Linked DNA regions of Homo sapiens: all the other regions are linked to region 3. A link is a contact called in ENCODE Hi-C data. All regions are on one chromosome and are shown on one strand. The core of a region is the stretch at or near the end of the contact, and the rest is flanking DNA. Distances in the headings are between cores, read along the strand shown.

What was found. A loop is a pair of places that touch in the nucleus more often than their neighbours do. Pooled maps may share reads with other maps.
Region 1: a pooled map shows a loop between it and region 3 (10-fold over the local background). The contact joins the promoter of ZNF841 here to the promoter of ZNF845 in region 3. A Hi-C loop is called at or near these places in 6 of 50 pooled maps.
Region 2: a loop to region 3 is called in a map of CD8-positive, alpha-beta T cell, with 6 times the contacts of the local background. The contact joins the promoter of ZNF480 here to the promoter of ZNF845 in region 3. A Hi-C loop is called at or near these places in 2 of 168 maps with a recorded cell type or tissue (CD8-positive, alpha-beta T cell and naive thymus-derived CD4-positive, alpha-beta T cell), 1 of 37 single-sample maps with no recorded cell type and 7 of 50 pooled maps.

What each region holds. Positions count from the first base shown.
Region 1 is chr19:52,092,937-52,097,274 of GRCh38, forward strand. ZNF841 (zinc finger protein 841) reads right to left here and starts at 2,829. Exons shown (of 7, transcript NM_001136499.2): 1 at 2,639-2,829; 2 at 910-1,035.
Region 2 is chr19:52,293,982-52,298,480 of GRCh38, forward strand. It overlaps ZNF480 (zinc finger protein 480), which reads left to right and starts at 3,188. Exons shown (of 5, transcript NM_144684.4): 1 at 3,188-3,242. ZNF766 (zinc finger protein 766) reads left to right here. Exons shown (of 4, transcript NM_001010851.3): 4 at 1-2,065. RefSeq lists enhancers at 3,250-3,299, 3,370-3,419.
Region 3 is chr19:53,332,499-53,337,423 of GRCh38, forward strand. It overlaps ZNF845 (zinc finger protein 845), which reads left to right and starts at 1,251. Exons shown (of 4, transcript NM_138374.3): 1 at 1,251-1,294. RefSeq lists enhancers at 367-1,231, 1,330-1,379, 1,650-1,739 and a silencer at 1,040-1,259.

The sequences.
Region 1 (4,338 bases), core at 1,579-4,078, 1.2 Mb before region 3:
GGTGAAACCCTGTCTCTACTAAAAACACAAAAAGCTGGGCGTGGTGGCGGGTGCCTGTAATATCAGCTACTCGGGAGGCTGAGGCAGGAGAATCATTTGAACCTAGGAAGTGGAGGTTGTAGTGAGCTGAGATTGCACCATTGCACTCCAGCCTGGACAACAGGGTGAGGCTCTGTCTCAAAAAAAAAGAAAACCTTACAAAATATCTGTCCCCCATGATCACTACAGTATTATTCATAACAGCCAAGATATGGAAACAACCCAAGTGCCCATCCATGAATAAATATGTGTGTATATAGACATATACAGAGTGTTCATGTGTACATATATATAATGGAATATTATCCAACCCTAAAAAGAAGAAAATCCTGCTATTTGCAACAACATGGATGAACCTGGAAGACATTATGCTAGGTGAAATAAGACAGACACTAAAAGACAATTACTGTATGACCTCACAAGTGGAATCTAAAAAAGTCCAATTGATAGTAACAGGGTAGAACAGTTGTTGCCACAGGCTGCTGGGGGGTGAAAATGGAAAATGTTGGTTAAAGGGTACAAATTTTCTGTTATAAAATGAAGAAGTTCTGAGGAAGCTAATGTACACCATGGTGACTATACTATATTGGACACTTTAACAGTTTGGAAAGTTTTTGAAAAATCTAATAAATTATGGGGTAAAAGTTCAAAAAATGATGGCACTTAATATTCAGAAATGAATGAGATCAGCTGATTATTGGATGCCACCAAATCTTATTTCTGGAGTTAGCAACTATAGGAAAGAAGCAATTGAATAAAATGTATCTCAAGCTTCCAAAATAACAATTAATTAACTGTAAAGCAACTACAAAGAAAAAAGTAAATTCATTACAAAAAAACAAGACTTTCAATGCTTCTGCGAAGACATACCTTGTAGGCCTAGTGTGGTGGCTCACATCTGTAATTCCAGTGCGTTGAGAGGCTGAGGTGGAAAGACTGCTTGAGGCCAGGAAGTAGAAGCTGCAGTGAGCCGAGATCATGCCACTGCTCTCCAGCCTAGGCGGCAGAGAGAGACCATGTCCCCCCCCAAAACAAAACAGAACAAAGCCAAAAAAAACACCAAAGACATATCTTGTAGTGACAGTCAGTCATTTCTTGCCCCATTTCTCCCCTCCTTTATGCTCTACTCCATCATTGGGAAGAAGAGAGTTACCACAAATAACTGGATCAAGTCACTGCCCTCTGGCTAAATAGGAATTCCAAATATCTTTTGATACAAATACATACAAAATGCACAAGGCTTATAGAAAAAACTTTGGTGATTTTCATCCTCATGAGTACAACTTAAACATATTTCAAATCAGAGTATAAAGCCACAAATCAATATATTACAACCACCATCCATATCCAATCAACTGTCACGCATCTGGATGGGGTCCTCTCCCGCTTTCTTCACGGCTATGTGTTTCCCTCTCTCATTCTGAGCGTCTTTTTTTTCTCCTTTTCTGTTTTGCACCCCTTTCTTTATTCCCTCTTTTATGTCTGTTCTGCCCAATGCTCTGCAACTTACTTCACCTCTCGTAGCTCTTTCTCCCCAATCTTTCCGATTGTCCCCAATCTCCACGTATTTCTGCCTCTTTTCCCCCATCTAAGCTCCCTCTCTGCTCTCCTTGTTAAATTCCCTCTTCCCTGTTACATCTCCTTTGTTCCCACTCTCTAGCACCCCCAATTTCCTAGGCTTACTCCCTGCTGTGGTTCTCCCTCTACTCTGCTTGTCACCCACTGCCCTCTCTCCCTCTCTTTCAGTCCCAGCACCACGTAGCTCTGTCAGCCGCGGCTCCAACTCTTTCACCTTCTCCCCACTGTCTGTCTGTCTGCAGTGCCTCCTCCTTTGCCGCCCCACTCTATTTTGCTGCCCTTCATCTCTCTGAAGGTCCCCTTTTTTTCTAAATTTCTCTGTGTGCTTTTCTCCCCCTGCTACTTTTTCCATCCGTTCTCTTTCACTCTTGCTCTCTTTGCAAGTCCCTAAAGTATCATCCATTTTGCCGTGTATTTATGGGTCTCCCTCATTCTTTTCTCCTCAGTTTTTCCTTTTGCTCCGTCGTTCCCCGTCTTTTCCTCTCCTGATCCCTCTCACCCACACATTCGGGAGGAAAGGGGAGGAATAGGATGCCCACCTCCCGGAAGAGCACATTTTCCAGTGGAGTAAAATTTGGGAAGGAAGAACACTGGGTGTCACAAGACAGACTCAGGTAACCTGTCCCAACGGGGAGTCAAGAAAAGCAGTGGCTGTGAAGGGGAAGCCTGGGGAGCGGAAGGACCCGGCGTGAGGACGACACGAGGTGGCGCGGAGAACGATGTCTCACGACAGGGAGGGTCTGCAGAATCCCAGGACGTGGGAGGAGAAGCGGCTCCTTCAGGAGCCGGACAGTGGGCGCTCCCCTCCAGGGGCAGACGACGGAGGAGCTCGGGGATCGCGAAGGGCGCTAGTCCACATCCCGAATGAGGACTCGACTTGGCGCGGGGCCCAAGCAGAGGGTTTTAAGCGGGAACACTACCTGAATGGGGTTGTCTACATGGTCCTAAGGAAGAAAGGCAGAGAGCAAGGAACGGCCTCAGAGAGATTTTAAACCGAAAGGGAAGCAATTCTCCTACTTACTTGGGACGAAGGGGCTGTTGCGGGTATTTTAAGGTCCGTAGCGATCCCCAGGTCACGGGTATGGAGAACCGAGGACTGCGAAGTGCACGTTTAATCAAGGTAGACGAAGAGAAGCAAACGTTTAATCCAGGTAGACTGAAACACACTCATAGCGACGTGGCCTTTCCCCAGCGCGATCTGCTTCCGGGTGTGCAGGAAACTGGGCGCGGAAAGAAAAACTGGGCGGCCTGGGGGCGGGGCCTAGGCGGGGCGCGACTAGGAAAGGGCTGGGCGGAAAGACTGGCCTGACTTGGGAGTGGCCCGAAAGGGTGGTGGGAGGCCCAGGGCGGTAGGGGGCGTGACTAGGTGGGGCTTGGCTGGACCGAAAACTGGGATGAAGCGGGGCCTCCAGGGGTGGGCGGGGCCGAGGCGGGGCCTGTTCTCCACTCCGCCTCTCACCCAGCAGGATTTTGTTTTCCAGGTTTGGGAGTATTTGTGACTATTTCTTGTCCTGTGAAGCAGCGTTGCTCCTTGCCCATTTTAAATTAATGTTTCAGAATTTAAGGTTGAATCTTAAAGTTGTGGTCCACTTATACTGGAAACTAAGATGATTTATTCTTAACAAGTTGAACTGATTTAAGTCAAAACCGATTTTTCCGAGCCTGGTGGACTCCATCCAGTCTTACCAGAAAAGCTGAAGCTACTCAGTAGTCAGGGAACTGGGATCTCGGTGGGGATTGGATGTGGAGCAGTGACTGGATCCAGGAACCCAGAAGACATTATGCCAAGCGAAATGTGCTAGACACAGTGTAGAAAATGAAATAAGTAGAGGTTCCTCTTCAAAGGGACTTTCCTCCCAGTCTAATTGAGAATAGATAGTAACCTCTCTTAGAAGCAAAATTTACTCAAAGACCTGTGCTAATATTCTTAAATATCTGCTAGCCATAATAGATAAATCAATATACTCTGTGTTCTTAGCTCCCACATTTTAGCCTAGATATTTGCCCTGGCATGCCTGAATTGTTCCAAGCAAGCATTAGGTCACAGCCTATTCCTCTTCCTTATTTGGAAGTGTTTTTGCCTCTCTCAGCCTTCCACAAGTTACTTCCTCTCTTCCTTTGTTCTCCTCTGCCTTTGCCTCTTTTGGGAAGTTCTAAGGTGCTAGCCAATCAGGTCAAGCACAGAATTGGGTCCGATTCCAGCCAATGGAAACCAGACACAGCAGTAGGGTGGACGCGTCAGGTTATTATTATTATTATTTTTTTTGAGACGGAGTCTCGTTCTTTCGCCCAGGCCGGAGTGCAGTGGCGCTATCTCGGCTCACTGCAAGCTCTGCCTCCTGGGTTCACGCCATTCTCCTGCCTCAGCCTCCCGAGTAGCTGGGACTAGAGGCACCTGCCACTGCGCCCAGCTAATTTTTTGTATTTTTAGTAGAGACGGGGTTTCACTGCGTTAGCCAGGATGGTCTCGATCTCCTGACCTCGTGATCCGCCCACCTCGGCCTCCCAAAGTGCTGGGATTACAGGCATGAGCCACCGCGCCCGGCCAGATGCGTCAGGTTATAAATGACCCTTCTCTTTTGTTCATGTGTACTCTCGTGGCAAGACTGCTAGTGAGCAGCACCCTTTCTGCAGAAAGTAAACTAGCCTTGCTGAGAGATCCTTTGTCTCAGTGTTGATTTTTGCGACACTGAGCACCCGTTCCCAACACACACAAAGAAA
Region 2 (4,499 bases), core at 1,938-4,437, 1.0 Mb before region 3:
TGCAGCTTCATCATCATATGCCCTCAATGTTCATCACTGTTGATAAACATGCACTGTATTATGTTTCTGTGTGCCTTTTTCTTGTGTGCCAAGTAAGACCCATGGCAGGCACCTTCATTTTCAGGAAGCGAAAATACAGATACAGTAATATGGAAAATAGGACAAAGTGTGGACTTCAGGATGAAAATATTGTAACAATCTTGCTGTTGACCTCGTAGCGCTCAGTGACATAATTTGAAAAAATATTAATGTTCAGAAATGTTCTCTTGAGGATGAACACACAGATTGGGAATTTCGTTTTGCTTTGGTAGATTAACTAGAAACTTCACATTTTCACCCTTATAACCTTTTTGGTAATTTGAACTTTTGATCATTCTTCTGGAACTGCTTTGACATCCACCTGAAGTTTGGTTTGGGTATTGAGAATGATGATGCCATTCACTAATGTGATCTCAAAATGTTTACTCCATAATGAGGCTTTCTGGGGAGAGCAGGGTAGACTTCCCCGGTTGGTCCAAATATGACTAGGGAATCGGCATAGGTGACTGGCTTGGGGTATGATGATTGTTAAGGGATAGGGCTTGGGCAGGGGTGCCCACTTGTGGTTTGAACTTTCAGCTGGTGCCAAAGGAGTGGGCACTGAGGATTTTTCAGTTGACCAGATGGGCAGAATAGGAAGAGGGAGTGCAGAGGTGTAAAAGGCGTTGGTGTTCAGACATCACAAAATGCAGTCAACTCTAGGACAACTCTAGCTTCCTCTGGAAGCTCCTGCCATCTTGGTTAGGAAAGACTCTGATTTTCTTCATGATAATATCTTACGTTCCTTTTATAGTTACAGATACAGGTCTCATTGCACAATATGATTGTTGAAAACACTTGTGAAATTTTTTTAGTAAAATTGCCTAAGATACTTTTTATAGTAGACAATGAAAATTAGTGTGTGGGTTTATAATAAATATAATGTATTATATAATATGATTAAAATATATTTGTTATAAATATGATATTACTAGAAGAGCATTTTTCCAAAAGCTATGGAAATGTCATTTTCCCGTTACAGCATCAAGCAATATATTCCATGGTTCATTTTCAACTCTAATAAAATTATATTTTGTGTTTATATATGCACGTATAGACACATATATAATATTTTTTTTTTACTTTTTTCTTTTTCTGTACATTGCATCCAGATGCTATGCTTGTTTGTTTTTTTTTTTGAGACAGAGTCTTGCTCTGTCACCCAGGCTGGAGTGCAGCGGTGTGATCTTGGCTCATTGCAGCCTCCGCCTCCCAGGCTCAAGTGATTCTCCTGCCTCGGCCTCCCGAATAGCTGGGATTACAGACATGCACCATCACCACACCTGGCTAATTTTTGTATTTGTAATAGAGATGGGGTTTCACCATGTTGGCCAGGCATGGTCTTGAACTCCTGACTTCAGGTGATCCACCCGCTTCGGCCTCCCAAAGTGTTGGGATTACAGGCATGAGCCACCATGCCCGGCCAGATGCTATGCTTAATACATTTTTTCCGAATGTCACTCTAGTGAAAATTTTAGGGGACACAAAAATGAGACTGTTGTTTGGAGACAATATTTTTTGACAAGAGTATGCACAAGACAATGGCAGGTATAAACGTTTTATTGTAAATATGAAAAAGGAAAAAATGCTTTCACTATATTAGAGGACTTGAAGTAACGTGAAGTGATTCCAACCCTTTATCTTTATTTTATTTATTTATTTTATTATTTATTTTTTTGAGATGGAGTTTCACTCTTGTTGCCTAAGCTGGAGTGCAATGGAGTGATCTCAGCTCACTGCAACCTTCACCTCCCGGGAGCATGCTGCTCTATCTTTTTTTTCAGATGTTTGAGCTATTCCAGGTTTTTTGGGATTTCTGTTGGTTTGTTTTGTTTTTTGCTTTTCTACATAATTGTTTGGATAATCTTGTCAGTATCTACGAAGTGCCTTGATAGTAAATATATTAACCCTGTGTATCAATTTGGGGTAATTTCACATTTTTTTCTATGTTGAGTTTATCAATAAATTGATATTGTATATGTCTCTATCTGGGTGTCTTTGATTTCTTTCATCAGCATTTTGTAGTTTTAAAATCCTGAGAATGTTAAATTAACATATTTTTTGACTTTTTTTTTTTTTTTTTGAGACAGAGTCTTGTTCTGTTGCCTGGTCTGGAGTGCAGTGGCACAATCTCAGCTCACTGCAACCTCCGCCTCCCAGGTTCAAGCGATTCTCCTGCCTCAGCTTCCTGAGTAGCTGGGATTACACGCGTATGCCACCATGCCCAGCTAATTTTTGTATTTTTAGTAGAGATGGGGTTTTACCGTGTTGGCCAGGCTGGTCTCGAACTCCTGACCTCAAATGATCCACCTGCCTTGACCTCCCAAAGTGCTGGGATTACAGGTGTGAGCCACCTCGCCCGGTTAATGCTTTTTTAAAACCAACAATTGGTGACCTAAATTCTCACTGGCCTTAGCCCTCCATGCCCCTGGTGCTGTCACTAGAAAACTCTCTGGAGCTGAGCACAGGGTTACCTCTGTCCCTCCCGAAAGAACAGGGAATAGAAAAGGAGAGGATTTCTATTCTGCTTTGTGGGCCGTCAGCATGAAATTGCACATTCTGCCCAGGCAGGGCTTTGCAGTTCATGTATTAACTTGCGTCGCTTTCACAGACAATCCCAGGGCTTAATTAAATTGCTAAATTTAGTTTTTTATGTATTTATTTGAGAGACTGAGTCTCTGTCGCCCAAGCTGGAGTGCAGTGGCCGTCATAACTCAGTGTAAACTCGAACTCCTGGGCTCAAGCGATCCTCCCGCCTCAGTCTTCGGGGTAGCCGGGACTACAGGTGCCCGACCGCACGGTCGGCTTAAGATTAACTTTAATAGCAGGAATTTTCCTGGATCTAATCATTAGCCGACTTTGCTCAGTCCCGGCAAGAGTACAGTTCCGAGACAGCTGAGTTGCTCCAGTCTCCTTGACAGGTCTCCCCGGCAAAACCCGGAAAACAGAGGCACTGGAAGCGAGGCGGAGGGAAGCGCAAGCCCCACTCCGCCCCGCCCCCGCCCCCGCCCCCGCCCCCGCCCCCGCCCCCGCCCCCGCCCCCGCCCCCGCCCCCGCCCCCGCCCCCGCCCCCGCCCCCGCCCCGCTCGGACCCCTCCGCTGCGCGCGCAGTTTCCCACAAACCCGGAAGCGGATCGCGTGGAGTGAAGGTCACGCCGCGGCGCGTGAGTTTCCCTTTGTGTAAATTAATCTGCGCTTCCCAACTCCCCCGCGCTTCTGTACCCGGGATCTGAGGGGCCACACAGACCTTGAAATCCTCGCACCGCTCCCTCTACCCCGACCAAATTCAGGCGTCTCCGTGAGAGTCAGGCGGTCGCTTCCCTGTGTGTTTAAATCGCTCGGCGGCGGGTCCTGTCCCCCGTCCTTCTGCCACAGGGCCATGTAGTCACCTCCTGTCGCGGAGTTTTCCTGTTTCAAGTCCTTCAGTGATGCTTACATCCGCCCCGCACAGCGTAAAGTCCTCCCCCGCTAGGCGGATTCCGGTCTATGCGGTCCCCCAAGCCTCGCCTTTGTTGGCCCTGGAGCACAGCGCTCCAATCTCAATCCAGGAGAAGCCGCGTCTTCTGCCCAGTGCTGGGATTCTGCAGACGCCACCCATCTCTTGATCCAGACCCTACCTTTACCCTCCTTGATACGGGGCCCCGCTACTCCCCAGGCCTCCTCTTCCCAGACACCGCTTCTCCTAACCCTGCGTGTGGGGAGGTGACTTACTCTGTCTCTTGACATCCAGTGTTCTTGCGGGCCAAATAACACCCCACTGAAAAGGTGTTCTGCTTGTGGACATCGGATCCCAATTCCTTCCATGTGAATGTGTGCAGAAAGAGAGACGGAGAGCGAGGGAGAAGAAAGAGAAAAATTTTGAAGGAGAAAAGAAGATTGAGGGAGAGCCGTAAGCAGATGGCAAAGTAGAGAGTGGATGGAGGATTTGCAGAGACAGCGAATGAAGCCGAGAAAGTAGCAGGGGGAAAAAAGCAACTGGAGAAATGCAGAGAAAAGTTCCATCTCCGGAGAGATGAAGGACAGCAAGATAGTGAGAGGGGCAGCAAAGTGGGAAGTTCCTCAGTTTGAGAGTGGGGGAGAGGGGGAGGGATTTGGAGCCAGGGCAGACAGAGCAGCGTGGTGCTGGGACAGCAAGAGGAGTCAGCTGGTGACAACGAGAGCAGAGGGAGAACCACAGCAGGTGGAGGCCTGGGATCTCAGGGTGCCAGAGAGTGGGGACAAGGGGGTGTAACAGAAAAGAAGGGATTTAACAGAGAGAGCAGAGGGGGAGTAGAGTCAGGGGAAGAGGCAAGACCGGGCACAGTGGCTCACGCCTGTAATCCCAGCACTTTGGGAGGCCAAGGTGGGTGGATCACGTGAGGTCAGGAGTTTGAGACCAGCGTGGGCAACATGGTGAAACCCCATCTCTACTAAAAATGCAA
Region 3 (4,925 bases), core at 1-2,500:
CAGTACCCGTATCTCGGTAGGAAATTAAATATTTCAAACATCAAATAATTCCAATGTAAATGTATGGATCTTTAAATAATTCTGAGCCTTGAAAGGAATGTGGTCATGCAAGCTGAGTCCAGTGGTATGCAGGCGCAACTTCTAAGAGTTTTCCTGGCCAGACGCGGTGGCTAACGCCTGTAATCCCAACACTTTGGGAGTCCGAAGCAGGTGGATCACTTGACGTCAGGAGTTCGAATCCAGCCTGGCCAACGTTGTGAAACCCAGTCTCTACTAAAAATACAAAACTATTAGCCAGGCTTGGTGGCGCGCGTCTGTAATCCCAGCTAGTTGGCAGGCTGAGGCAAGAGAACTACTTTAACCCGGGAGGTGAAGGTTGCAGTGAGCCGAGATCTCGCCACTGCACTCCAGCCTGGGTGACAGAGAAATACTCTGTCTCAAAAAAGAAAAGAAAAGAAAAGAAAAATCTAAATATAAAAATGAAAGTAATAGATCTCTTCCACAAATGTGCTGGGACAACTAACTGGATATCCACGTGAAAATGAATAATGTTGGATCCCTAACTCACAAAATCAAAAATTTTATTTAAAGAAATTTTAAAAAAGGAGAGAGAGAGAGACGAGGAAGGGAGCGCTGCCGGAGGAGGTGTTACTTTGTCGCCCAGGCTAACTTGGACCCCCCCCCCGGCTCAGCGATCCTCCTGCCACTGCTTCCTGAGTAGCTGGGACCTCAGGCTTTCGCCCCGCGCCCGCATCTCTGCTGTGTTTAAGCAGTAGGTGGTGACCTCACTCCTCCCTGGCCTGAGCACTCCGTCCCGCATCCCAGGGGGAGGCCCTAGGGAAATCTCTGAAGCTGAGGACAGGGTGGACTCTCCTTTCCCAGTGAATGGAGAATAGAAAGGGAGAGGATTTCTATTCTGTTCTGTGGGCCGTCAGCATGAAATCGTATGTTCCACCCAGGCAGGGCTTTGCATTTCACATTCTAGTTTGCATCCCCGTTTCAGACAATTCCAGGGCTTTTGAATCATGCCTCAGCCTTCCTGTCCGGTCTCGCCTCCAAAGCTCGAAAACAAGAGGCGCTGGGAGCGAGGTTGAGAGACGCACGGGTCCCACCCCGGCCCCGCCTTCTGCCAATTCTAAAGGGGAAGGTCTCTCCGCTTCGCGCCCCGCCCCTACCTCGCTCAGGCCCCGCCTACCTCCCCGCGGGTCCCGCCCAGGCCTGGCTTCTGTCCTGCGCGCGCAGATTCGCGCAAACCCGGAAGCGGATCGCATGGAGTGATGGTCCCACCGCAGCGGTGAGTTTTGCTCTGTGTTGTGTTAAGTCTGCGCTTCCCAAGTCCCCGGCGCTTCTGTACCTGGGACGTGGGGTCCCCATAGACCTGGAAATTCTCACCCGTGTTCCTTCACCTAGAGCAAATTTAGACGTCCTCGTCAGAGTCCAGGGGTCGCTTCCTTTTGGGTTTAAAGTCGCCCTGAGGATGGTCCCTTCCCGAATCTTTCTGCTATAGGGCAATGTATACACTTCCCATCGCGTAGTTTCCCTGCTCAAAACCTTTTTCTGACTCCTCCCGACCCGCACTTTTTAAAGTCCTTACCGCGAGGCGGATTCCCGCCCTTGGCGCCTCCCAGTCTTGTCTTAAGGCGCCGTCGCCCCCCACCTCCCTCCTCGTTCCAGGCCCTTATGCTCCCCAGGTCTCCCCACCGCAGTCACCGCTTACCCTGAGCCCGCGTTGGGGAGGTGCCCGGGGCTGTCCTATGACACCGGGTGTTCTTGCCTGCCCTGCACCAGCCCCTGGAAAATGCGCTCCTCCGGGATGCAGGCGTCTTACTCCAAAGCCCTCCTGTGATTGTGTTGGCCAAAGGGATCAGGAGACTGAGAGAGAGAGCAGTAGAAAACCTGAGACAGAGAAAAGAAGAATGAGAAAGACCATAACAGATGGCAAAGTAGAGGATGAGTGAGGGATTTGCCAAGAGAGAGCAAAAATGAAAAAAACAAAACAAAACAAAAAACAGCAGGAGGAGCAGATCCCAGGGAAAAAGAAAACAAGAGCTAGAGAGAGAAGGGGAGAATGAGAGATATGTACAGAATTAGGGAGGGAAGCACAGTAATGAAGAAAGGGGGGCTGGGCGCAGTGGCTCACGCCTGTAATCCTAGCACTTTAGGAGACTGGGGCAGAGGGATTGCTTGAGTCCAGGAGTTCAAGACCGGCCTGGGCAAAATAGTGAGACCCCCCCCCCCATCTCTGTCAAAAAAAAAAAAAATTTAACTGGGCGTGATGGTGCACACCTGTAATCCCAGCTGCTCTGGAGGCTGAGGCAGGAGGATCACTTGAGCCCAGGAGGTCCAGGCTGCAGTGAGCAGAGATCATGCCACTGCACTCCAGCCTGGTCAACAGAGCAGAGCCTGTCTCAAAAGATTAAAAGGGGTGGGGGACTTTGGGTTCAGATGAGTGGGTGAGTTCATTGGATATGATTAGTTGTGATATGTTGACTTCTGTTTATATAATCTAATAACTTAGAACTTGTTTAAATTATACAGATGATATTGAGAATTTTAAAATTCCTATCTATAAGACACATACATTCTGTAAATCTTGGCATTAGAGGTCAGCTTCCACTTGGAATCCCTATTCAGCCAGAGGGTAGTGACTTAATTCAATTGTGAGAGCCTCTCTTCCCTCTTCCCATGGTGAGGTAGGAAATGGGGCAGTGAAGTGGGAGAAAAAAATCACTTTCTGTTATTATGTAATAATTTTAATTTAATTAATTAATTTATAGTTTGAGACAGGGTCTGGCTCTGTCGCCCAGGCTGGGGTGCAGTGGTGTGATCTCCTCTAACTGCAGCCTCGACCTCCTAGGCTCAAGCGATCCTCTTACCTCAGCCTCCTGAGTAGCTGGGACCACAGGCGTGAGCCACCAAGTCCGGCTAGGTTTTGTATTTTTTTTTTGTAGAAATGGGGTTTCACTGTTTCCCAGGCTGGTCTCAATTCTGGCCTCAAAGGATCGTCCTGCCTTGGCCTCCCAAATTACTGGGATTACAGGTGGAATTACAGAGAGGAGCCACCGTGCCTGGCCTACATAGTCGTTTTTTGTTTTTTGTTTTTGTTTTTGTTTTTGTTTTTTTGAGATGGAATCTCACTCTTGTCCAGGATGGAGTGCAATGGCACAATCTCGGCTCGCTGCAATTTCCGCTTCCCAGGTTCAGACTGATTCTACTGCCTCAGCCTCCCAAGTAGCTGGGATTACAGGCATGAGCCACTGCATCCAGCTAATTTTGTGTTTTTAGTAGAGACGGGGTTTCTCCATGTTGGTCAGGCTGGTCTCAAACTCCCAACCTCAGATGATCCACCCGCCTTGGCCCCCCAAATGCTGGGATTACAGGCATGAGCCACCACGCCTGGCCCATAGTACTTTTTAAAAGGGACATCAGGGCGTAGTGGCTCATGCCTGTAATCCCAGCACTTTGGGAGGCGGAGGCAGGTGGATCACAAGGATCACAAGGTCAGGAATTCAAGACCAGCGTGACCAACATGGTGAAATCCCATTGCTCCTAAAAATTCAAAAATTAGTTGGGCATGGTGGCATGCACCTCTAATTCCAGCTACTTAGGAGGCTGAGGCAGGAGAATCACTTGAACCCAGGAGGCGGAGGTTGCAGTGAGCCAAGATTGCGCCACTGCATTCCATCCTGGGCGAGAGCGAGACTCCATCTCAAAAAAAAAAAAAAAAGGAACATCAAAGCTGGGCGTGGTGGCTCATGCCTGTAATCCCAGCACTTTGGGAGCCAATCACCTAAGGTCAGTAGTTTGAGATCATTCTGGCCAACATGGTGAAACCCTGTGTCTAGTAAAAATACTAAAAAAGTAAGCTGGGCATGGTGGCATGCATCTGTAGTTCCAGCTGCTCGGGAGCCTGAGGCATGAGAATCACATGAACTTGGGAGGTAGAGGTTGCAGTGAACCGAAATGGTACCACTGCACTGCAGCCTGGGGGGCAGAGCGAGGCTTCATCTCAAAAAAACAAACACCACCACCAAAAAATGAAAGCAAAAGGCACATCAAAAGTGCTTTTGTTCTCGTTGTGTAACATATTTTCTTTTTTTTCTTTCTGGTTCCTCTTCCTTCCTTTCTTTCTTTCTTTTTTTTTTTTTTTTTTTTGCAGTTTTACTTTGAGATAAATCTTAGTTTTAAATATTTCTTTTTTAATACATAATCACTTCTGAAAGATGCATTTGCAGCATCCTATAACCAGCTCACATTGTTCAGTTATTTTCCCATTGACATCTGAATTTGTTCGATTTTTTAAAAAACAATTTCCAAATAGTTTCTGTTTGAAATTAGTTGCGTCCAGTTCAGATCGAGGTCTGCATGCTTTCTAGTCTTTATTATTTATTGGAAACCTTTAACATCAAAATGTAGTTTAACGAGTTAGCCTGTTTTTCAGTTTTGTTGTCATTTGTTAAAATCTTGAGCTGTGAGCTATTAAGTGCATGTTTCCCTCAAGGCACCTCTGGTCCATGTGGACAAATGTTGAAAGCCCAACTCCTCACTGTGGCTCCATAGCCCTGTGTCCAGGGCCCCTGCCAGTGTCCAGCCTCCTCCTGGGAGCTTGCCCTCATCGCATGACTGTCTCTGCCCCAGTCATATTTGCTTTTCTCTTTTCCCAAACACTAAAACCCTTCCTGTCTCAGGTTGCTGTCCCTGCTCTTACCCTGTGTTCCTAAATGATCACGGCCCTGTGCCTTTCTTCTCCTTCAGGTCTAGGCTCAGAGATGTCTCCCATGCCCTCCCACCCCCATCTGAAGTTCCCTCTGCCCGTCAGTCTCTATCACGTTACTCAGATTTTATTATCTCTGCATCAGTCACATCAGAAACACTCTTTTTATTTTATTTTCTTTTTTTTAGACAGAGTCTCACTCTACCGTCCA